2 separate regions of the Homo sapiens genome follow, and region 2 is linked to region 1. A link is an interaction called in ENCODE POLR2A ChIA-PET data of the cell type or tissue named here. Cell type or tissue: A673. All regions are shown on one strand. Links, peaks and the distances in the headings refer to the core of each region. The heading gives the core; the rest is flanking DNA. Region 1 overlaps PPIAP60 (peptidylprolyl isomerase A pseudogene 60). Region 2 overlaps ROCK2 (Rho associated coiled-coil containing protein kinase 2).

Region 1 (11,640 bases), core at 2,307-10,306:
CTATTCGGGAGGCTGAGGCAGGAGAATGGCGTGAACCCGGGAGGCGGAGGTTGCAGTGAGCCGAGAGCGCGCCACTGCACTCCAGCCTGGGCGACAGAGCGAGACTCTGTCTCAAAAAAAAAAAAAAGGAAAAAAAAAAGTTGTTTAAAAAACAGGCAAAACTAAGAAGTAATGAATAATAGAATCAGGGTAAGTGTTTACTTTTGAGAAGGAGGAAGGAAGTAGTGACTGGCAGGAGGCATGAGGAGGTATTTCCGGTTCTGGCAATGTCTATTTATTGACCCAGATGATGGATATTGACTAAGCTATACATTTATTTTGTGCCCTTCTCTGTACATAAATTACACTTCACAGGGAAAATTTAAAAAAAAACACACAATGAATTTTTTAATGTACTGTTTGTTTTAACTCTCAGTTCATTCATAACAGTTTAGTTTTTATAATTTAGCTTAGTGTTTTAAAAATATGATTTTTCTAATCATTGCAACAAAAATACTTTCAATAAAGTCTTTCCTCTTGAATTTTAGAATGCCCCACCTTAGCCCAGCATGGTGGCCCATGCCTGTAATCCCAGCATTTTGGACTGCTAAAGTGGAAGGATCACTTGAGCCTGGGCAATGTGGCAAAACTCCATCACTACAAAACTTTTTTTAAAAAATTAGCCAGGCATGATGGTGCCCATCTATAGTCCCAGCTACTCAAGAGGCTGAGATGGGAGGATGAGTTGAGCCCGAGAGGTCATGTTTGCTGAGAGCCATGATTGCACCACTGCACTCCAGCTTGGGTGACACAGCATGACCCTGCCTAAATATATGTATATATATGTATATATACACGTATATATACACGTATATATATATGTATATATACACGTATATATACACGTATATATATATGTATATATACACGTATATATACACGTATATATATATGTATATATACACGTATATATACACGTATATATACGTATATATATACATATATACGTATATATACGTATATATACGTATATATATACATATATATATACGTATATATACGTATATATATATACATATATATACGTATATATACGTATATATATATATACATATATATACGTATATATATATATATGTAAAATCTTGTTAAATGAAAAAGTTTGAGATTAAAAAAAGGCGCAGAGAATGACCCAATGACCCTAGGGTCACATTCAGAGATATATGTATATATATCTCACATGTAGATAAATGACTACAGATAAATATAGCAAGGTCTAATTGAGGTTATCTTTCTGAATTGCTGTTACTGGCATATACTTTTTTCATGTTTTTCTATATTTCAAAATTTTCTGCAAAGAACACTAGCACTAGTTTTACAATCATAAAAAACTGCATGTGTATACACACACATACATATAATGTGTACATGGATACACATATGCATATGTGGTTGGGTGTTTTCTTCAAATGTCAACCATCCACAGACCATGAATGGAGATGCTGGATCCTTGCAGTGAAGCCACTCTGAGGGCTCTGCTGTGGTTTGGGGATGTAGGTGAAGCCATATTTTCATTGGGTTCTTCTTGTACTTGTCCTAAGAGAACAGGGACATCAAAGGTAGAAGTGCCTTCCCTGAGTTATGATGTTCCTGGTGGCCTCTGCCTTTTTGGGAATGTCCTACAAGCATCGTCTGTTTGAGCAGCGTCTGTGGGTCTTTTGCAATACTGTGGTGGAAGCCTCGGTCCATTCCACAACCCAGTGTCTCTTTTACCCTCAGCATGTTTTGGCAGGCACTTCATTCCAGGAAAATGCCCGGCTCTTCAAGTCAATTTGTATGCATTCTTTTGTCAGAAAAAGAAAACTATGTAACTCAATATGTTCCTCCCTTTGTTTTAGCTGCCAGGGAATTCAGACCCAAACTCAAGATGCCTTTATGGTAATCAGCTTTTAGAACTGCTGGGCTCCCCAGGAGTTCGAGACCAGTCTGGGCAACATAGTGAGATTCTGTCTCTACAAAAAATAAAAAATTAGCCAAGTGTGGTGATGCATGACTGTAGTTCCAGCGTCTCGGGAGGCTGAGGTGGGAGAATTGCTTGAACCCAGAAGGTCTAGGCTGCAGTGATGCCATGATGTAGCCATGATGACGTGTAGCCATGATGACGCCACTGCACTCCAGCGTGGGTGACAGAGCAAGACCCTGTCTCAATGATCACTGATTTCCTAAAGCTCCTTTAATTCCTGCTGGTAATACATGGTTACCGTATGCCAGAGCTGAACAAAACAAGGCATGGTGGGGGGCTCCCAACAGCCCAGGGTGTGGCCCAGCCTCAGTAAGAGAAGCAACCTTTCTGGAAGCTTCCAGTCAATGCCAGGCTTCTCTCTCTCCTGCCCATGGCATTTCGAACTCCCACTGTACAACAGATCAATTAGGGTCCCTTGCATCCTGTAGAGATCTCTGTACTGAGGGCCAGAGCCATGTCTGACTTGTCCTTGTCCCCATGGCCTCCTGCAGGCTCTGGGGCACAGCAGATGCCCAGTCAATGTTTACTGAACAAAGGAGGTGGTGAGGGACTCAGTGAGCCTGGCTTAGGCTGTACGCACAGGGCAGGGAGTGAGGTGGGTCCCCTGCCTCCCTTCCCAGAGCTCAGCCACTAGGCAGTGACAGGAGGCATCTATGGGTGAAAGGGAGCAGGCAAGAACCTCACCGCTGCCTGCCTGAATTCTTGTTTATTAAGGGTCTGATCTGGGCCCAGCACCTTTCATATAGTATCTCATTTAGTCTTCTCCTTGGCCCAAATGTGGTGAGAAAACGAGGCTCAGAGAGGCAAAATAGCTTGCCCGGGGTTGTATACGGTTAAGAAGCTCTGCAGGGGCTCATTCTGACTCGAATGGGCCCTCGTTCTGCTTTTAAGGAGAAGGAGCCAGCCTGAACCAGGTAGCCCCTGCTGAGTCCCCACAGGCCCACCGAGACCCTCCCTCATCAGAGGACTGAGAGGAAAGTTCCCAGGAAGTCCAGTGGCTATTTTAGGGGAAGGGACGGGCCATTTATCACAGCAGACAACATTCCCACTTGCTGCTACAACAAACATGGCTATTTCAGAGACTTCAGGCTGGAAAAAGCCCAGGGAGGAAGGGCAGCTTAGCCCGGTTTCGTTTTTGTGAATAAGAGAATGACAGCCATAGAAATAAGGCTGACAGTTCCGAGAGCGTTGGAAAGGGAAACATTTGTGCTTCATCACTCAACCCAGAAACTCTGGCAGAGTTCTAATCTCTGATGGACTCTGTCTGCTTAAAGGCAAAAAAATAATAACCATGAGTGGAGTGGGGAGCATTTCATCGCGTGACACATCAAACACCACCCTTCGCCCCGAGATGACGTCCGAGCCTGCAGAAGCCCTCTCTGTGTGGCTCCAAACACTGAGCATGATTAAATGGGTCATAAATGTTTGCAACCTGGCTGCAAAGGAGGGGAACAAACCGTTCTCCAGGGAGGTTGGAGGCCAGGCCCCTCCTAATCAGAAGGTGATTTTGGCTTTCAACAGGCCAAGGTTTCATACCTTACCACATTTTCTCACTTCCTTAAATGTTCTTTCTCTAATAATTCTGTTTTGTTGTTTGTTTGTTTTGAGACAGTCTCCTGTCTTGGCCCCCCGAGTAGCTGGGATTACAGGTGTGTGCCACCATGCCTAGCTAATTTTTGTATGTTTAGTAGAGACAGGGTTTCACCATGTTGGCCAGGCTGTTCTCGAACTCCTGACCTCAAGTGATCTGCCCACCTCAGCCTCCCAAAGTGCTGGAATTACAGGCATGAGCCACTGCGCCCGGCCTTTCTCTAATAATTCTAAATGTGGGCCACAATCAGGCATTCAACAAATGTTACTGAGCATTGGCCGGGGCAACATGGGGGCAGTCAACCCAGGAGGTCCAAGGAAGTTCCTGGACCTGGGGAAGCTAAATGGATAGGAATTCCCCAAGATGACCTGCCAGACAGTGGGGTCTTGGGTCTTGATGACTAGACCTTCATTAAAAAAATGTTTTTTAAAAACATTTTTTCTTAGAGACAAATTTTTTAAAAACATTTTTTCTTTCTCATTCTGTCGCCCAGGCGGGAGTGCAGTGGTGTGATTACAGCTCACTGCAACCTTAAACTGCTGGACTCAAGCCACTCTCCTGCCTCAGCCTCCCTCGTAGCTGGGACTACAGGCACTCACCACTGCACCTGACTATTTTTTAAAAGTTTTTGTAGAGACGGGGTATCATTATGTTGCCCCGGCTGGTCTTGAAGTCCTGGCCTCAAGTGATCCTCCCGCCTGCGCCTCCCAAAGTGCTGGGATTACAGGCATGAGCCACGTGCCCAGTCCCGAGACCTTCATTTTTCTAAAAAAATTTTTTAAATATTCTTTTAAAGTAAATGTCCTGTGGCATCCGGCCAGCTACAGTTGCACTGAAAAGAAACACAAGATGTACCTGCCTCTCCCCAGAGGCTCTGGTTGCACGGAGGTTCAGGGGAAGGCAGACAGGGAGGAGGGGCTGCTGTTGACCTGCGTTCCCTGCTCTGATCTCTCGCTTATTCCTTTGCAAATCTCTTCTGAGCCATTGCGCCATCTGAGCTTCATAACGGCCTTGTGAAGAGAAACCATGAGATACAGAACAAAAGCAAAGGCTTCCTGTAGAGAAGCCATAGGGCTTTGAGATAAAACTGAACCTATTTTTTACCAAGGTTTATTGTTTCTCTTTCTCAAGTACTGTACCATTGTTTTTTAATAACAGCTTTATTAAGCTATAGTTCACATACTATAAAATGTCCCCCTTTTAAGTTGTACAAGTCAATGGTTTTTAGTGCAGTCACAGAGTTGGATAACCATCACCATTGTCTAATTCTAAAATATTTTTATTACTCTAAAAAGAAATCCTGTACCTATTAGCAGTCACTCTCTACTCCCCGCTTCTCTGGGCCACTTTTTTGAAGGGAACAGCTGATGCCACCTCAGCTCAGGACCAGGGAGGGCCTTTTGTTTTATAAAGAAGTTAATGGGAGCCAAGGGTAGGAGAGGTCTTGGCCTGAGATCCCACTGGAGCTAGTGGCAGGGACAAGGAGAGCGTCCTAGTGAGGTCCACAGCTCAGCACTACAGGGCCTTGGGAGGCTGGTGGGTGAATCAGATCAGTGCCCCCCCAGGGGTACCAGGGAACTTGTTAAAACACAGATTTTGTTGGGGAATTCTGACGAGAGCCTCCAGGTCTGCCAAGCTCTCAGGGGATGCGAGGCGGCATCAGAGAGGCCTTGATGTGAAGTCGAATGACCTCTGGACTCAGAGTCACTCAGATTTGGAGTCAGACAGACCGGGATGTGGACTCAGCATCCCCCAGCATTTGTCACTTCAACGAAGCTCTTTCCATCACAAGAACAAAGTCTCACCCAAAGTAGTTTAAGCAAGAAAGGGAAAGTTACTGGAAGTGTAACTGGGGTGTTCTACTTCAGAGTTTGAAGCCAGGTCTCAGATGGCAATATTTACTTTATGAAGCCAGTGGATTCCCCTTCTAAGTCCAGAAAGCCCCATGTGACAGGCAGTATGGGTGGGGAGGCTGGAAGGAATGGGAGAGCCCAGTCTCACTGCCTTAACCTGGAAAATCCAACTGCCCAGAAGTACCTGGATGCTCACAGGAGCTGCTTTCTAAGTCATGAGGGAAGCACCATAGCTGGCTCCGGCCCTGGCTCTCACACACGATAGCCATCAGCGGCCCCACTGCCCTTCTCCAACGCTGGTTTTGGCTGGGACATACGGAGGGGCTGGCTTTGCCATGTCGGGGCTTGCCCCTGCCTCCCCGTCTAAGTGAGGCTACTCAGGATCTGCCCTCTAGGGACCTTCTGTCTTTGTGTCTCCAGATAGCAGCTGGTAGATTTTTCCAGTAAGTTTTTTTTTTAAAAAATCTTCCAATAGGCTATTGTGTTACATAAATTTAAACCCTAATAGAACATTCTGTTTCAAAAAGATAGAGCAGTAGAATCTCCGGGAACCAAAGGCTTCGAGAGTGACTGGAACAGGGAAGCTGGCAGAACCATCTGTCAGGACTTCTGGGGTCATTGTGTGACAGTTTCATTGACTGCTCTGCAGAGAAGCTTCCTTTGCTTCTGTTTGAGATGACAAGCTCAGCTGCCCAGGCCTGGCCTCACTGGGCTCCCCAGTCAAGGGCCCAACAGAGGCTAAGAAGGGAATCTGGAAGCAAAACTTTCGGAGAGAATATGTTATTGGCTTAGCCTGGGTCACCGGCCCATCGCTGGTCCAATTAACCAAGGCCAGGGTAACGAAGTCACACTGAGTGATCATGGCTGTGGGTGGGATTCGTTCACAAAGTAAAGGGCATAAGTTGGAGAGGCAGATACCCCAAAGCTTGTCTAGAATAGCCCGTTACCTTACACAGAACAAATGCATTGGAGCCATCACTGCGTTTTAAAATATGGATAGTAACAGCCACGCCTCTGAGTTTCCGTGGGCGCGCGTGAGTTGTTGCCTACACAGGGGCTGGTTACCGTTCTTCAGGAAGTGGCCATTTCCAGCCCGTAAGCTCCTCAGGGCCCTGAGAGCCGGGGTAGGGGAGGCAGAGGCTTTGCACGGGCCCTTCACACGCCCAGCTGGAAGGCAGCACCCAGCTCCAGTGCCGTGCGAAGTGGTGCCAAGTCCACACCACACCGTTGGAGAGACGCCAGGCCATTCACAGGTTGTCTCTGAGACACTAACAGTCATAAATACTCAGCTTTGAGATGAGCTTGCCTTGGCCCAGCCCACTATAAATAGGCCTCTTTATTTCCCTGCCTTCACGCTAGGGAGAAAGAACAGCAGAACTGGGGAAGAAGGACATTCCAGAAATGCCACAGAGACCTCAAGAGAGCGCTGCACTGTGTCTGCCTCACACGAGAGAAACGAGCTGCAGGAAGAGACCCAGGGCTCCACGGCCGCTGGATGAGGGGAGGGCCTGTCCTGGCTCTCACAGGGCCCCAGGGGCGAGGGCAGGGGCCAGGCCCTCTGCCCCAGGCCTGTGATCTTTCCACCATGTCAAGTCTACTCGAATTTAACGTGGTGGAATTTTGCTCAGTGTGTCATTCTGAGTGAGCTCCAAAGATGTCAGATTGCCCGCAGATTCGCGGGGGGAGCGGCTGTGTTCATTTTAAACAGACTCATTTTCAAACAAATCGTCTCCATCCAAGTATATCAAGAAGGAAGTCCTGCTTCTAATGGTAGACTTGTTTACTCAATGGGAAAAAATATGTATAACTTTTCAATCCCACAGCTGCTGAGGCATGCACTGGGGACACCAAGTTTCTTTCTCTTTCTTTCTTTCTTTCTTTCTTTCTTTCTTTCTTTCTTTCTTTCTTTCTTTCTTTCTTTCTTTCTTTCTTTTCTTTCTCTTTCTTTCTTTCTTTTCTTTCTTTCTCTTTCTTTCTTTCTTTCCTTCTTTCCTTCTTTCTTTCTTTCTCTCTCTCTCTCTCTCTCTCTCTCTCTTTCTTTCTTTCTTTCTTTCCTTCTTTCTTTCTTTCCTTCTTTCACGAGTCTCACTGTGTCACCCAGGCTGGAGTGCAGTGGTGTGATCTCATCTCACTGCAACCTCCGCCTCCTGGGTTCAAGCAATTCTCATGCCTCAACCTCCTGAGTAGCTTTGATTACAGGCGCGTGCCACCATGTCTGGCTAATTTTTGTATTCTTAGTAGAGATGGGGTTTCCCCATGTTGGCCAGGCTGGTCTGGAACTCCTGACCTCAGGTGATCCACCTGCCTCGGCCTCCCAAAGTGCTGGGATTACAGGCATAAGCCACTGTACCTGGCCATCACCAAGTTTCAAAAGAGAAAAGAGAGGGCCCTCCTGCTGGGGCTTCACCCTCAGTTCCTCCCAATTGACTGGCATCTTGACATGATCTCTTTTGGTTTGAGAAAGTAAAGGTGAAACCTTTGCAGGCACATTTTTTTTCCAATCTGGATGAGTTAAAAACATGTACACAAACACACACACAAACACACAAACACACACCCCAGCCCCTCCACTTAGGAATTCCTAGTGAGTTGTATTTTTTCCGCTTGTTTCCCCTTAATAATCTTCATGTTGATTTGTGCCTGCTGACACCATTTGTGTGCAAGGTTTAGGTCGGGAACAGCTCTTCCCAGTACCACTGTTTCGTTTCTTTCCAATCACAGACAGTAGGGTCAGAGGTTAGGGCTGGAGGTAGAAAAAGGAGGCCACAGTTTATGTGTGCCTGTGTCACCTATTTTGGGCATGGGACTTCTGAGTCACCACCTAAATTAAACACAGGTGTTCTTAGCAGCCCAGCCTGCCCAGCGATGTTGCTAGGAGCCTTCGAGGGGGAGACTGTCCTCTCAAGAGCATTGAAACTGGCAGAAAAGCACTTTTAAGATAAGGCCCCCAAAGTGACATCTTGGTAAGGAATGAATTTTGGTCATTCCTTGGCAAGGTCTGGTTTCAAATCTTGGTCTCAGAACCTTCTATTCTCTGATATAGACGGCAGCTCACTTATCTCAATTTTGTAACCTGTAAGATGGTTCTCTAATTCATAAATCGCAAGGTTGTTATATAAATGGAAGACAGTGACCGTTAAATGCCCACACACAGTAGGTGCTTAGCAGATGGTATGTGCCATTATTGGCATCCATTCTGGAATTAAGCTTTGTGTTCATTGTGTTTTCCACCCTCAGACCCTCAACCTAAGCTCTTGGATGGCAAGGGCTGATCTACTCACGTTTGAAATTCTCAAAGAACAGGAAGGTGTGTAGCTAGCTGTCAGCAAATCCTTGTGGGTGAACCCACCAGCACTTGGGCCTCCCTCTGCCACCCAAACCCTATCTTGACACACACACCTTAGAGGACTGTGCTTCCAGATGTCCCCTCACACACGTCAATGGTGATGGTCGGTAGAGTAAGAGATAGACACTTGGCAAGAAGCAGAAACCTAGAAAAGCACAGCATATTTTGGTTTAAGTGGCAAAGGCATCAATGAAGAGGACAGCCTGGGGACGGTCGAATTCTCAGAAAGCTGTCAAAGGTGAGAACTGCAGAGTCTCCAAGGCAAGGTCATTGGGAGGGCAGGGGCTGCAGAGGTCTGGGTGCAAGTGTGTCTGTGGGCATGGAAGGGTAAGACCATTCCCATTTATTGATGAAATACCACTGAGGGTCTTCTATGTGCCAGGTGCAGGGCTGGGTGCTGCAGATGCAATGGAGAATGAGACACAGCCAATGGAAACAGAGACAAAGAAGAGGTCATGGCAAGAGTCTGTGTGGCACCAGGAGCGGGTACACAATGCTCAGAGAGCACACAGGAGGTTGGGGAGAGGTGCTGGGCAGTGACAGCCCTCCTGGGACCTGAGGATTGAGAAAAGGAGTCAGCCTGGCCACAGGAGGAAGAACATTCTGAACAAAGAGGATTGCACTTTAAAAGGCTGAGCGTACTTGGTTTGCATGTGGAAGTCGAAGCTTACAGAAGCCTGTGGTTCTAGGGGCTGGCACTGGGGCAGACCTGTTGGATCCAGCAGTGGGTGCCCTGAGGGGAGTCTCTTGGGTGGCAGGCTGGGCATTCCAGGAAGCGTCCTTCCTTGGGGGTGATAGCACTCAGCGTCAGCAGGGATGGAGGGGGTGAGAAGTGCCCTGAGGACGAGAGCAGGGAGGCCTAAGACAGAGAAGCAGCTTTACCTGTGGCAGGCTCGGTGGCACCTGGTTCTGCCTCTTGTCCTGGAACTTGGAGCTGATGAAGGAGGAAGTTGAGCCTTTCGTTCAGCTGTCCCTTTGGCAGACTGTGGCCTGGGCAGTGGCCGACAGCAGATCAGATTCCGTTTCAAAGGTTACCTGCTTTGCCACAGGCCTGGCACTCTGTCCAGACCAGAGAACGCTCGGATTCAGGGTCAGTTTCCAGCCATGGCTGGAAATACCCTCACTCCTCCACGACGTTTCTCTGCCATTGTAGGCCTTAAAATGCCACCATCGAAGAGGCTGGTGCCTCCATGGGGCTCAGCACAGTGCCTGGCAGAGGACAACAGCCAGTAAGGGTTTGCAGTTGGAAGTCAGAGAGGGTTATGAGCAGGCGCCTCCCTGCCCCAAGTCCTCTCCTGCGTCCTGTCACCGGTGTCACTGGTGTCTCAGTCATTCAACAAGGTATGTCATGGTGTAAGGAGAGGCAGATGCCCAGGTCTGCATCTCTGACAACCTGCGTGACTCTTAGCAAGTCACTTTTCCACACAAGCATGCGAGTCTCCATTTCTGCTGTGAAACAGCATGGTTTGGGACCTGCCCGTCTGGCTCACAAAGTTACAAGTGATGGTCAGTTGATATAAAACAGATGTGTATGTGTAACCATAAAGCACAATGAAGAGATGATTTGCTCTATGTACGAATTCCCCAATATCATCTGCCTCTAGTTCAGTATTGTTGTCATTCATGTGGATGGGTGGGACAGAGCTGACAGTTTTCCTTCTGGAGAGAAGCAGCCTGTGACTGCTTTGCTGACAGAGGTGCTGACTCCAGGCATCAACGAGCATCGCAAGGAAGCCAGGGTCATGGGTCCAGGCAGATCCCTGCTCCCAACTGGTCTCTGTTTCTACAGGTAGCCAGAGAGGCCACAGCAAGCATCTACAGCAAGGGTGGGGTTCCCTGGGGTCAAAGTCACAGAGAAATGGGGAACCCTGGAATGCAAGGGCAGGGAGGGACTTGCCAACCAGATTCAGCAAACATTTGCTCGGTGCCTCCAGGATGTACTAGGCACGGGGCCAGGTGACTTATACACATTAAATAGTTTCATCTCCATGACAACCCTGGGGCTCAGGCCTCAGGTTATCTCCATTTCACTAGTTCCAATGGGTCACGTGACCAGGCCAAGAGCACGTGCCATGCCCTACTTGGCCTGTTTGAATCCTCTCATTGGCGAGGTCTCATGTGAAACATCACCTTCTCAGGGAGGCCTCCCAGGTGCCTTCTCCTGCTCTGTCTCCCAGGCCAGAGTACAGTGGCACGATCACAATTCACTGCAGCCTTGACCTCCTGACTCTAGTGATCCTCCCGCCTCAGCCTCTCTAGTACCTAGGACTACAGGCACACGCCACCATACTTGGCTAATTTTTAAAAATTTTTTGTAGAGGTGGGGTCTCCCTATGTTGTCCAGGCTGGAATTGAACTCCTGGGCTCAAGCAATCCTTCCACCTCGGCCTCCCAAAATGCTAGGATTACAGGTGTGAGCCACCATGCCTGGCCTTTTTTGTTTTTGTTTTTTTAATTTACAGAATGCTTTGTAATCACACGCTTGTGTGTTGCCTTTTTTAATGTCTACCTTTCCAACTAGACTGTAAACACAAGGTCCAGAGCCCTGTCAATTTTGTTTACCACAGCATTTAGGAAGCATCTGAGAAAACACTTGTTGAACAAACTATAGGAATAAATACAGGTATTAAGAACTTAAACATACATGGTCTGATTTTTAAAATTTTCTCCTTTGTTGTTTTTCATTGCTCTTCTTGCTAGATAAGAGATGAGAAGTGGTGTTTTGGGTGAGATTTTTCAATAAAGCCACAAAAGTTCCCATAATCTTTCTCACCCTGAAACCACTGAGCATCTGCCTGTGAAGTGAGGCTAAGACCCTCAGCAGATCCCTGGATCCACAGTGATCTCC
Region 2 (11,640 bases), core at 1,742-9,741, 82 kb after region 1:
TTTTTTTTTTTTTTTTTTTGAGATGGAGTCTCACTCTGTTGTTCAGGCTGGAGTGGAGTGGCACGATCTTGGCTCACTGCAGCCTCTGCCTCCCAGGCTCAAGTGATGCTCCTGCCTCAGCCTCCCAAGTAGCTGGGACTATAGGCTAGCACCACCATGCCCGGCTAATTTTTGTATTTTTAGTGGAGACAGGGTTTCACAATGTTGGTCAGGCTGGTCTCGAACTCCTGACCTCAGGTAATTTGCCTGCCACGGCCTCCCAAAGTGTTGGGATTACAGGCCACTGTGCCTGGCCTCCTGTGCTATTTTTATGTTGTCAGTAAGTTCATTATTATCCAATGCACCCAAAACATTCTTTGTAAATATATGTCTATATATACCCTCACAGAAAAGTATGTACATTGTATGTATACAGCTTGATAAATTTTTACAATCTGAGAACCCATATAATCAGCAGCTAGGTCAAGAAACAGAATTTTCCAGAATGTCCCCTTATCCTGACCTTCTAATCACCACCCCACCTATGTTTTTCATGAAATTTTTATTTTTATGTACAAGTTTTTAACAGTTTTAGGGAAATTACATTTGCTTTTAATTACCTAATGTATGTTTAAACATCATTAATTAGAAAGAAATGGGATATTTTGAACATTTCTATCAGAAACTTGAAAAAATTTTGTTCATAAAGGTACTCAGAGAGCTCTGTGTCCTCCACATGGCTGACCTAATATAATGTGGTAATAGCCACAAAAAGGTAAAATACTTAGCATATAGACTTAACAACATGTATTTAGAATAGATGTGTTTATCACTTTGCTGAAAGAAATAGATGGAGAGACCTACCTTGTTCTTGGATGGGAAAAAAAAGTTAGTTTTTCTCAAATTAACCTATTAATCCCTGTTAAGATCCCAGTTCAGAGAAGAGAGAGAAAAAAAAACAACATATGACTTATAGGAGGCGGCGAATAGTGAAATGCATTGGGATTTAAAATAGCATCTGTTTTAGTAGAGATATGGAGCTATAGATAATAAATGAGTAATTTTTTAAAAGGTCTAAATGTATTAAGACTGTCTTCTGTAATACCTTAGATCTTGTTTACTTAGATTTGCTATATTTTATTATGAGTTATTAATACAAATTTCACCACAAAAAACTTAGGAAAAGAATAAAATGATATAATTTCATCATGGTATGATAGTTATTGTATTTTTTGCTTTCCATTCAAAAATTTCATATACATAATTCCCTTAAGTAGAATTATTATACATTTAATTTTTATTCTGCACTTTTTAAACATTAATTTTTTAAAAATACTAATTCCTACCTAGTCTTTGTAACAACTATTTTTAATGATTGGTTAATATAACTTTGACAAGCTTTAGTAAAATTTACTTAGTTTTTCTGTTCCAGATTTTTAGGTTGCTTTGAGTTTCTTGCTATTATAAATAATGTTGCTCCAAGCACTTTTGTGTTATATCTAATCTTTCCCAGATTTTAACTGTCTTAAATAAAATGTTAAGCTGTATAAACTTAAAATAAGACTGAAAATTACTTGGCAGTGAAAGAGCTTTTAAAATTGATTAAAACATAAGTACATTCATAACAAAAGGAGTTACAGTGACTAGTACCTAACCTTTGTTTCATTTGGCATCACAGTCTTTCATTAGTTGTCACACTAGCCCTGAGACTTAAATGTTGTATTGCATAGATGTCAAAAATGAGATTTAAAGGAGTAAAATAATTTTCTTTATGGAACACATTATGTTAGTGATGGAACTGTTTTTGGTTCTGTTAGTATAAAAAATGTGCTAATAGGTTTAGACGTTAAAGTGTAAAAACCTTCCAACTCTCCATATCCTAAATTACGTAATCTTTAAATGCATAGTGTGTATTTAGGTGATATTGAAAATAGTGGTAATAATAGCTAACATTTATTGAGTGATATTGTTTGGAGATGAAGCAGAAATTTAACTTCACAATTGTAGAAAAATAATTTTCTATATTTAGGTTCTTAGGGGTGGAAACCATATAGACAAACTTCTTGTTATAAATGAAAAAGAAGGTTCTGTTTATTTAATTGACAATTGACTAGAAACAGGCTGGGAAGACTGTTTCTTGTCATTAAGTGTGAATATGACCAAACTGTTTTACCTTCTAATAAACAAAACTTTATCTGTTTGTTGTATCTTTTCAAAATTTAAGAAATACTGGAATAGCTCTATATTCAGAGTAGCTTAGCTATCTATCTACTTAACTGTATATCCACAAATATTTTACAGACAAATGTTGCTTTGTAATTTAGTTGGCCATTGTCATCTCCAGCATTCTTAGTTACTAGATAGACTTTATAGGAAAAGTTGTTCCTCCACCATCTTGCCCCTTCAGCTCCAAAATGTCCATGAAGTGTAGGTTATTCTGCTTTGAGACCCTTTGTTTTCTCTCTCTCTCTCTCTCTCTCTCTCTCTCTCTCTCTCTCTCTCTCCTCTCTCTCTCTCTCCTCTCTCTCTCTCTCTCTCTCTCTTTTGTTTTTTGAGATGGAATCTCGCTCTGTCACCCAGGCTGGAGTGCAGTGGCGCGATCTCGGCTCACTGCAAGCTCCGCCTCTTGGGTTTAAGTGATTGTCCTGCCTCGGCCTTCCAAGTAGCTGGGATTACAGGCGTGTACCACCACGCCTGGCTAATCTTTGTATTTTTAGTAGAGACGGGGTTTCACCATGTTGGCCAGGCAGGTGTCAAACTCCTGACCTCAGGTGATCCACCCTCCTTGGCCTCCCAAATAGTTGGGATTACAGGCGTGAGCCATCATGCCAGGCCTTCTCTTAAGGTAGTCTGGTCTTCCCTGGAGTATCTGTAATGGAGCACTATATAAACAGATCCTGCCATCAGTGTATTTAAAGTACTGCTGCTGAACGATATTATGAATATCAAAATATTGAAGCCATATAATTATTCTGTGTACTGTGAGCACCAAATAGGAAAATTAATAAAACATAAAACCAGCAGGCCTTTTGGGGGTATTTTTCTTGCATGTATGTGTTATATCCTGGATGAGATTTTTTTTTTTTGCCCTAAAGTCTATCTGTGATACTTAACTGTACAAGTTTCAAATATGGAAAATACTTTTTAAAAAGTCTAACTTGCCTACAATCAGAATAACAACTCTAATTTTATCTGGCCAGTAGTTTCTCAGTTGAATACCAATATTAAATTAAGAATAGGATTCAGTCAGATGATGCATTACTTTTTCTAATATTTTATAATAGGTGTGTAAATTGCCTGTTTTCTGTTTTATAGGGAGTTTCAGGTAACATTGTATGTAATTTTTGAGGAGAGAAGCTTTTTTTAATAGAGGAAAAGATAAAATTGTTGATTTATAAGCCATAAGAAATCTAGTAATGCAGGCTGGGCACAGTGGCTCACACCTGTAATCCTAGCACTTTGGGAGGCCAAGGCGGGTGGATCACCTGAGTTCAGGAGTTCGAGACCAACCTGGGCAACATGATGAAACCCCGTCTCTACTAAAAATACAAAAAAGTAGCCGGGCATAGTGGTATGCGCCTGTAGTCCCAGCTCCTCTGGAGGCTGAGACACAAGAATCACTTGAGGTGGAGGAGGAGGTGGAGGTGGAGGTTGCGGTGAGCTGACATCATGGCACTGCACTCCAGCCTGGGCAACAGAGCAAGGCTCTGTCTCAAAAAAGAAAAATAGTAATACAAATATAATTTGATCTTAATTTTATTCATGTGTTTCTAAACAATATGTTACATTATGTATTACACAAATAAAATAATAAAACAATGTATTACATTATGAATGCAATTTGATTCATATCTTCCCATCAACTTAATATTTTAGAAGAAAAAAATCAGAATTTAATTTAAAAAATACCAATAATTATTCAAAGCAGCATTGGGCCCAATACCAACCTTAATGCTTCTAAGCTGTGCAGTTCTGGGAAATGGTTTAAGTTCTCCAAGCCAAATTTCAACTAAAAAATATGGTGATATTAAGACTGTATAATTAACACCATATAATTCCACCATATAATTAACACCATATAATTAACACCATATAATTCCACAGTCTGTTAGGAAAATTAAATAAGGAGATGTTATATAAAGTGTTTGGCATCATGTCTATCCAAGAACTCTGCAATAGCAGCTGCTTTATTATCAGCACAGAGCACTATCACCATTAGAACAATTACCAACTTTACATTTAATTCTTCTAAAACCTTGATCAAATCAATAATGTGATTTTTTGCTCTTTCCTTTCTTTCCTTTCTTTTCTTTCTCTCTCTCTTTGTCTTACTTTTTTTTAAATTTTTTTTTGAGACGGGAGTCTCACTCTGTCACCCAGGCTGGAGTGCAGTGGCACGATCTCGGCTCACTGCAAGCTCCACCTCCCGGGTTCACGCCATTCTCCTGCCTCAGCCTTCCAAGTAGCTGGGACTACAGGCGCCCGCCACCATGCCTGGCTAATTTTTTGTATTTTTAGTAGAGACAAGTTTCACTGTGTTAGCCAGGATGGTCTCGATCTCCTGACCTCACGATCCTCCCGCCTCGGCCTCCCAGAGTGCTGGGATTACAGGTGTGAGCCACCGCGCCTGGCCCGTACGTTCTTTTAAAATCAGAATATGCTATCGTTAATGCCTCTCTCATTGTAAAGGTTCATTCTCTTTTTAGGACCACGGCTGAGGTTAGGGTGAAGCCATTCAGGCACTTGGAACAAAATTTGAGGGAGAACCCTAAAAAGCCACAGTAATCAAGATATTTTAATGTAATATTTTAAAAATTAATGCAAAGACTCACTATGAACAGAATATCAAACTCAAAATTTTAAAGAAAGGCAAAATCAGGAAGAGTACTGTGCCAAGCCATATTGGCATGTGAGGCAAAAAGGAAAAATTAATAATACTGGTCCTATCTTGCCATGCTGAGCCATGTTAGAGCCTGAGGCTCAAGGAAAAGTCATAAAAACATTCCTATTGCTCCTGTCTTTTGCCCTAGGAAAGTTTCTTTCCCTATGCCAGGCCTTGCTTTAACTATTTAAATAGCCAATTTTTAAAGAACTGCTCACCAGAATGATTTTATAGGCTATGAACTCTTTTTTACAAACGAGGGCCCTAGAAGTTGGGTGAAATTACTTGTGTAGGGTCACACAATTTTATCTTTTCCTCTATTAAGTTTTTCTCCTCAAAGTTACTGCTAACCTCTGAGTTGCTAAATTCTCAGTCCTCAATTAAGTTGACTTAGCCGTCCTCAATTTAAGTTGCCACTAAATGGCAGAACCGTGATGATGTAACCCAGGTTTCTTAACTTCTAGACTTCCTTTACTTTATTATCTCTTTATAAAACACATCTGTGTATTTGTTGGCTCATTACCCTGAGACTGGGTAATTTATAAAGAAAAGAGGTTTAACTGACTCACAGTTCCCTAGGCTGTACAGGAAGCGTGGCTGGAGAGGCCTCAGGAAACTTATAATCATGACAGAAAGCAAAGGGAAGCAGGCATATCTTACATGGCTGGGAAAGGAGGAAGAGGGAGAAGGGGGAGGTGCTACACACTTCTAAACCAGATCTCCTGAGTACTCACTCACTATCATGACAACAGGGAAAAGTCTTACCCTGTGATCCAATCACCTCCCACCAAGCCCCTCCTCCAACATTGGGGATTACAATTTGACATGAGATTTGGACAGGGACACAAAAATCCAAACCATATCAACTATTTTAGTTATGTATTTGTGTTTGGAGTTGAAATAGCAAACAGAGGAAATGTGTTACAAATTCATTTAAATAACATTTCCTGGTCACTAATCTGTACAGCAGATACACAGAAATATGCTTCCTATGCTCTGTAACTAACTGTTTCTTTGGTTGTCTTGACTTTAAAACTTGTTTGTTATTTAGTATTCTTTTAGAGGAATAATTTTACTAATTAAGTTTATTATTTTATTAACTTTTAAGTTCAATATTGTTTATAAGAGCATCATAAAATTTTAATTCTGTTACATATAAGCTATTCTGGCTTGGACACATTTTTTAACCTTTTAACCTTTAAGCTTCAGTTTCTGTGCCTACTAATGTAGGTATGACAATAGTATTAACTTATATGCTGTGAGGAATAAAATGTTAAATGCATGTATAGTGCTTTGCACAATACATGGTGCAAAGTAATCAAGAAAGGTCCCTGTTAATAATATATGCTGTATTAACCTGTATAATGTAGTTAAAGTTTTTGGTAGGTAGGCTGTAAAGAATAAGACATAATTTGTGGTCATGCTGAATGCTAGGTATTATTTACAGTCTATGAATATGGACTTTTTTTTTAATACGGTATTTAAAATAGTAGTACTAAGAAAGTGGTGAACAGTGATTTAGAAATAATAAACTTGTAATCCAAATAGCCTTTAGAAAAGTTACTGCTAACCTCTGAGTTACTAAATTCACAGTCCTCAATAAGGTTGATTTACCAGTCAGATTAACTATCATAGTCTGTCATTTGTCTATCATTCTGTCCCTCTTCCTGCACTCTTCATCTGGCTTCTAAGATGCCATGATGGTCTTGATTTCCCTCCTCAAAAAAATGGTTGTTCCTTTTTAGTCCCCTCTTCTCCCTTGTTTCTTAATATTGATGCATCCCAGGACTCTGTACTTGATTCTTTTCTGTTTATCTATAATCAGTCCTCTGGTGATCTTACCCAGTTTTATAGCTTTAAATACTACATATGTGCTGACAACTCATAAATGTATAAAATTTTCAGCTAAAGGATAATTTGTGCCTCATTTAGCAATTGAAATTCCTAAGAGGGTATCTCCATCATATTGCTTATCAATTTAGACTTTCCAGGTTGGCAGAGTATTTCCAATCTCCTTTTATTTTTATTTTTTTGAAGCATTTTATTTGGATGTTTAACAACAATTAGTTTTTTTTTTAAGACAGAGTCTTGGTCTGTCGCTCAGGCTGGAGTGCAGTGGCGCGATCCTCCGCTCGCTGCAACTTCCGCCCCCTGGGTTCAAGCGATTCTCCTGTCTCAGCCTCTCGAGTAGCTGGGATCACAGGCTTGCGCCACCACGCGCGGCTAATTTTTGTATTTTTGGTAGAGATGGGGTTTCACCGTGTTAGCCAGGATGGTCTCGAACTCGTGGCCTCAGGCGATGCGCCCGCCTCGGCCTCCCAAAGTGCTGGGATTACAGGCATGAGCCACTGCACCTGGCCAACAACAATAAGATACTAAGAAGCAGTGTACAGTGAAAGTGAAATCAAGTTCAATACTTCATTTCTTGACAACTGAAGTATAAAAGGCTCTGTGTTCAGGAAAAGTTAGAAAAATAGACCATTTTATGTATATGTATTTTTTCCCTCATAATAATTATAGTAGGGGAAACTGGGTGTTTGGCTTATACATGTTTTTTTAAAAAATACAGTAGGATAACACATTTTTCTCCCTGCCTTTCTCTCATGCTTTTTGCATATAGACAACCTAAGTTAGTTTCTGCATTGGAGCTAATTCACGTTTCTCAGCTGGTAACCTTAGAGATGTAACTGGGCTAGCCGGGGGCATAGACCAAGGCTTGATTGAAAGCTGTGTCTGACCTATCTAGTGATGCAGATTCATATGAAACTTGGGCAATAAGATGTTGTTGTTGTTTTTCCCTCCAGTGTCTTATTTTAGGAGTGGGGATTTTCACTCCGGGTACTGATTTTCTCGTAATCAGTCTGGTTTTAACTCCTCACCTCATTTAGGCCCTTTTAATTATCAGTCATTGATCTTGCTGCTTTCTGACCTGAAATCCAATAGACCTCTGTGACTTTTAGCACGTACCCATTGCTTGGCATTTTTCTTTCTGGTCAGTTATTGGTGGTAGTGTTTTGTTTAGTCTCAGTGGGGCTGTCATTTTCAAATGTTCTCCTGTCATTTCTGTACGGTTGGAAACAGGCAGATCGTTTTCTTCATTGCTTTAAAATTTTGGTTGTAGTCTTTTCCTGAATTTATTTGTATTTCTTTTTAGCATTTCTTTATCTCAGTTTTAGTATCATTTTTAAAAAAAATGAGATGGGGTCTTGCTGTGTTGCCCAGGCTGCTCTTGAACTCCTGGGCTCAAGCAGTCCTCCCACTTCAGCTTCCCGAGTAGCTGGGATTACAGGGGTGTGCCACTGTGTCTGGTTTAGGGTCACTTAAAGAAAATAATCACAGTTGAAATCACTGACACTTAAAACTTATGAAAGTTTATTTGAAACTGCATAACAAGGAAGGTCACAGACATGGGCTTTCAATCAAGTCCTGAGCTAACTCAGCTTGCCCAGTGACTGGATCTCAGTATTAATTTCATATACTTAAAACACTGTTATCTGAAAACAATTCAGAATTTTTTTCTTAAAAGGTGATACTAAGTAGAATAAATTTTGATTGTAAAAATTATAAACGTAAAGGCCTCAAGTAAGAATGTAAGTTTATAAATGTATATGTTATCAACCTACATTAAAGTATCATAGTATCATTAAAAATTGATGCTACGTAAAAATAATAGTGCCTAATTGTGATAGTGTTTGGTCTTTAAAAAATGGTTTTATAAACAAGATGGTTGAGTTGAGCAAATGTTCAGATGTTCCAAATGCTGAAAAAGCTCTCTGACCCTATTCTACTGGGGAATCTTATGGGAAAATATTTATAAACTTTCCAGATTAGTTAATCTTCACATAATCCCATCTCTTGGAGAGAACTTTTGGGGAAGATACGGGGGAGCAAGGATTTCATTCTTTTATTAATGTCAAGTTGTAGTGTTGCTTCAAAGAAAGGCTTCTCTTGTCTTATGTGTAAATGGAGATTTTAATGCAGAGTTACTTTTATTTCAGTATGAAGTGTTAATATTCTATCTGTTTGAAAAATCTCTGAGGAAGATTTACTGTTGCAATAGAAGCCTTTTCCTTGTCAATTTATATTTTTCTTCTTTTTCTTCTCGTGGAGGTAAATGGAAGCATGGAAGAATGCTTTCCATATGAATATACTTTTCTTTGATTTGAAATTGTAATACAGAGTATAAGTCTAGATACATCTAAAATATAAATGATTCAGATTTTACATTTTAAACTTACTGAAATATCAAAATTATACTAATAAAGATACATTGATTTGGTACTTAAAAATAGCCTAATATGCTCAAATGTTAGAATCCTTGAAAAGTAGTCCAGCTGTTTTGGAGGAGTGTGTGTGTGATGTTGTTTATGTGTATGTGTGTGGGAGGGTATGTCTCAATGTGTGAATTTAACAATCCCAGCTTACCTGGAAGTTGGATTTTTTAAAATGTATTTTTTTCTTTTAGTTGAAGAGAATGAAGATTGCTTTGTATCTGTATTAGATATCAGTGGGATATAAATCATTTTGTTATTAAAAATGTTAATAGTTTACTCTTAACACCTTTGCCCCTTTCTGTTATTAAATAATATTTTCACAAAGTGTTAACATTTTTTAGTGAATGAAAATTAAAAATATGAACTATAACTGAGTGGCAAGCATAGTATGTACAGTTATTCTAGGATTAGTAGATTAATTACCTTTCTAAAGAAAAATTTTTTTTCAGAGACAGGGTGTCACTGTGTTGCCCACGTTGGTCTGGAACTCCTGGGCTCAAGTGATCCTCCTGCCTTAGCCTCCCAAGTAGCTGGGATTACAGGTGTGTGCTGCCACACCCACCTGGATTACCTTTCTAAATTTTCTGTGTAATTTTCCCCATGTTTTCCCCCTATCCAAGTCCCCTAAAGGTTTATTTTTACTGCTGTTTCGTTTTCTGCAATCCTCTAGCTTCCCTGTTTACCCTCCCAGGCTCCCATTGTTTCTTTTAGCAGGGTGTCAGTCTGATCATTGAGACTAGAGGGATGAGTTAAGTCTATTGGACCTCCTAAGATTTAGGTTGTATGCTGCTACTGTCATTTCCTAACATCATGACCCTGAGGAAATCAAAGTCATGTAATTTCTCTGTGCCTTAATTTGTTTCTTCGTCTTTAAATTGAGGATGTTTCCTCCTACCTTCCACAGAGTTACTTGGCGTTGAGACAATGTATGTGATAGTGTTTTAGAAATCGTGCTACCTTCACAAGCATTTCCATTGAGTAATCTGAGACTTAATTACTTTCTGGTGAGTTTTTTTCACCTCCACCATTATGTGTATATAGTTTTTTTCTGTTTTAATGCATGTTCACTGTAGAAAATATGGGAAATACAGAAATGTAAAGAAAAAATAGAAATCCAGACAATGCATCATCCTTTTGTTGTTGTTTTAAGAGGAAATTTAGTTTTGAGACTGAGCTCCCAGAGGGTAAGGATGGTGTTATTTATTTTTGGATTTTCTCTTCTTAATCTGCACTAGGCACAACATTAATGCAGGTTTAATGAGAGGGAACTTAGTGTAGCTGTATTTCTTGAAGTCAAAACCTGATGAAATTTGGCCATTTGAAGAGAGAAAAGAAGACATCTGTCTAGCAAAAATAATAATAGATACATGTTTTGAAATTACATTTTTCCATTGGCCGAAAGAACACAGGAAAACATGATAGGGGCAGTCCTAATATTCTCTGACAGAGGTTAGGAAACCAGTTAAAGCTGTTGGATATGGAACTTATGGACACTATCATATCAAAGTGGGTTGGCATTTTCCTGGTGAAAATGACATAAATAAAATTAAAAGACTTTTTTAAATGAATGCTTGGAAATTGTAAAAACTGTCATTTCCTCTTTTTATTTCTTAACAGGATGGCTTAAATTCCTTGGTCCTTGATTTAGATTTTCCTGCTTTGAGGAAAAACAAGAACATAGATAATTTCTTAAATAGATGTAAGTATGTTTAAACTTCATATTTGATCTTATAACTCTACTTTTGATAAGAGATTTTTGTTTGGTTATTATCAGCCTATAAATTTATTAATTTAATCAACTTATTTATTAAACTTAAGTCTTTTGCTTACCATTTGATTTATTCAAAAATTGTTACTTTTATTTTTAAAGCAATTGCAGAACCGAATTACAATATGCAAAGCAGATAAAGTTCTAAATTTTGAAATACATTATTAAGACTATTTTAGGACAGGTTATTTATAGCAGTTTGAAGAGAAGTTTTAAATTAATATTTACAATTCCAAGACTTAATATTGCCCAGAGAATTAATAAGCTTTATACTTCTGTAATTGTGGACATTTCAGACTAGTTAATAATAAATAATGTAACTATTATTACCATATGTGTGGTAACCCTTAATCTTTGCCATTATTAATGTTGCAATGCAGAAGTAAGTGAAATTGAATTCCAAGAATAAGAAATTCTCAAAACAATTAATGTATACATTGTATCATCACAGTAAGCTCTTTACTTTGAAATTGGCAGAGACTGAGGTATTTTCCCAATTAAACAATCTTATCTATAGTTACTATTTATATAGTATGATTACCACTTTTCAGAGAAGTAGGCCATCAAAATTCATTACTAAGATTAGCCTTGCAAGTAATTTCATGGCAACTTTCTGCCATGATTCAGAGTGCACACCAGGATTGCTTGGGTCATCACTGTGTCAGCTATCATCTAACTTGCTAAGCAACAGAATCAGAAACAGAATAGCTGTAACTGCTACTTTTTGGCAGTCAGTG

What was found. Peaks named below come from ENCODE experiments on the same cell type or tissue, not always from the same donor. Only the 100,000 strongest peaks of a DNase experiment are listed, where the experiment ranks them.
Region 2: POLR2A ChIA-PET joins it to region 1 with 31 read pairs; 3 of 35 experiments call an interaction of 5 or more read pairs at or near these places.

What each region holds. Positions count from the first base shown.
Region 1 is chr2:11,369,911-11,381,550 of GRCh38, reverse strand. It overlaps PPIAP60 (peptidylprolyl isomerase A pseudogene 60), which reads right to left. Exons shown (of 4, transcript XM_047446546.1): 4 at 9,756-9,851. The coding sequence ends at 9,756. Among named protein-coding and RNA genes, the nearest start is that of LINC00570, 18 kb to the left of the region's middle. RefSeq lists enhancers at 3,141-3,350, 5,248-5,806. In A673, for the core only: a CTCF peak has its summit at 6,896; a DNase peak (open chromatin) is centred at 6,720; H3K27ac peaks cover 845 bases.
Region 2 is chr2:11,286,849-11,298,488 of GRCh38, reverse strand. It overlaps ROCK2 (Rho associated coiled-coil containing protein kinase 2), which reads left to right. Exons shown (of 33, transcript NM_004850.5): 2 at 10,753-10,834. Among named protein-coding and RNA genes, the nearest start is that of ROCK2, 52 kb to the left of the region's middle. In A673, for the core only: no CTCF peak of the experiment used is centred there; a DNase peak (open chromatin) is centred at 5,408; H3K27ac peaks cover 1,191 bases.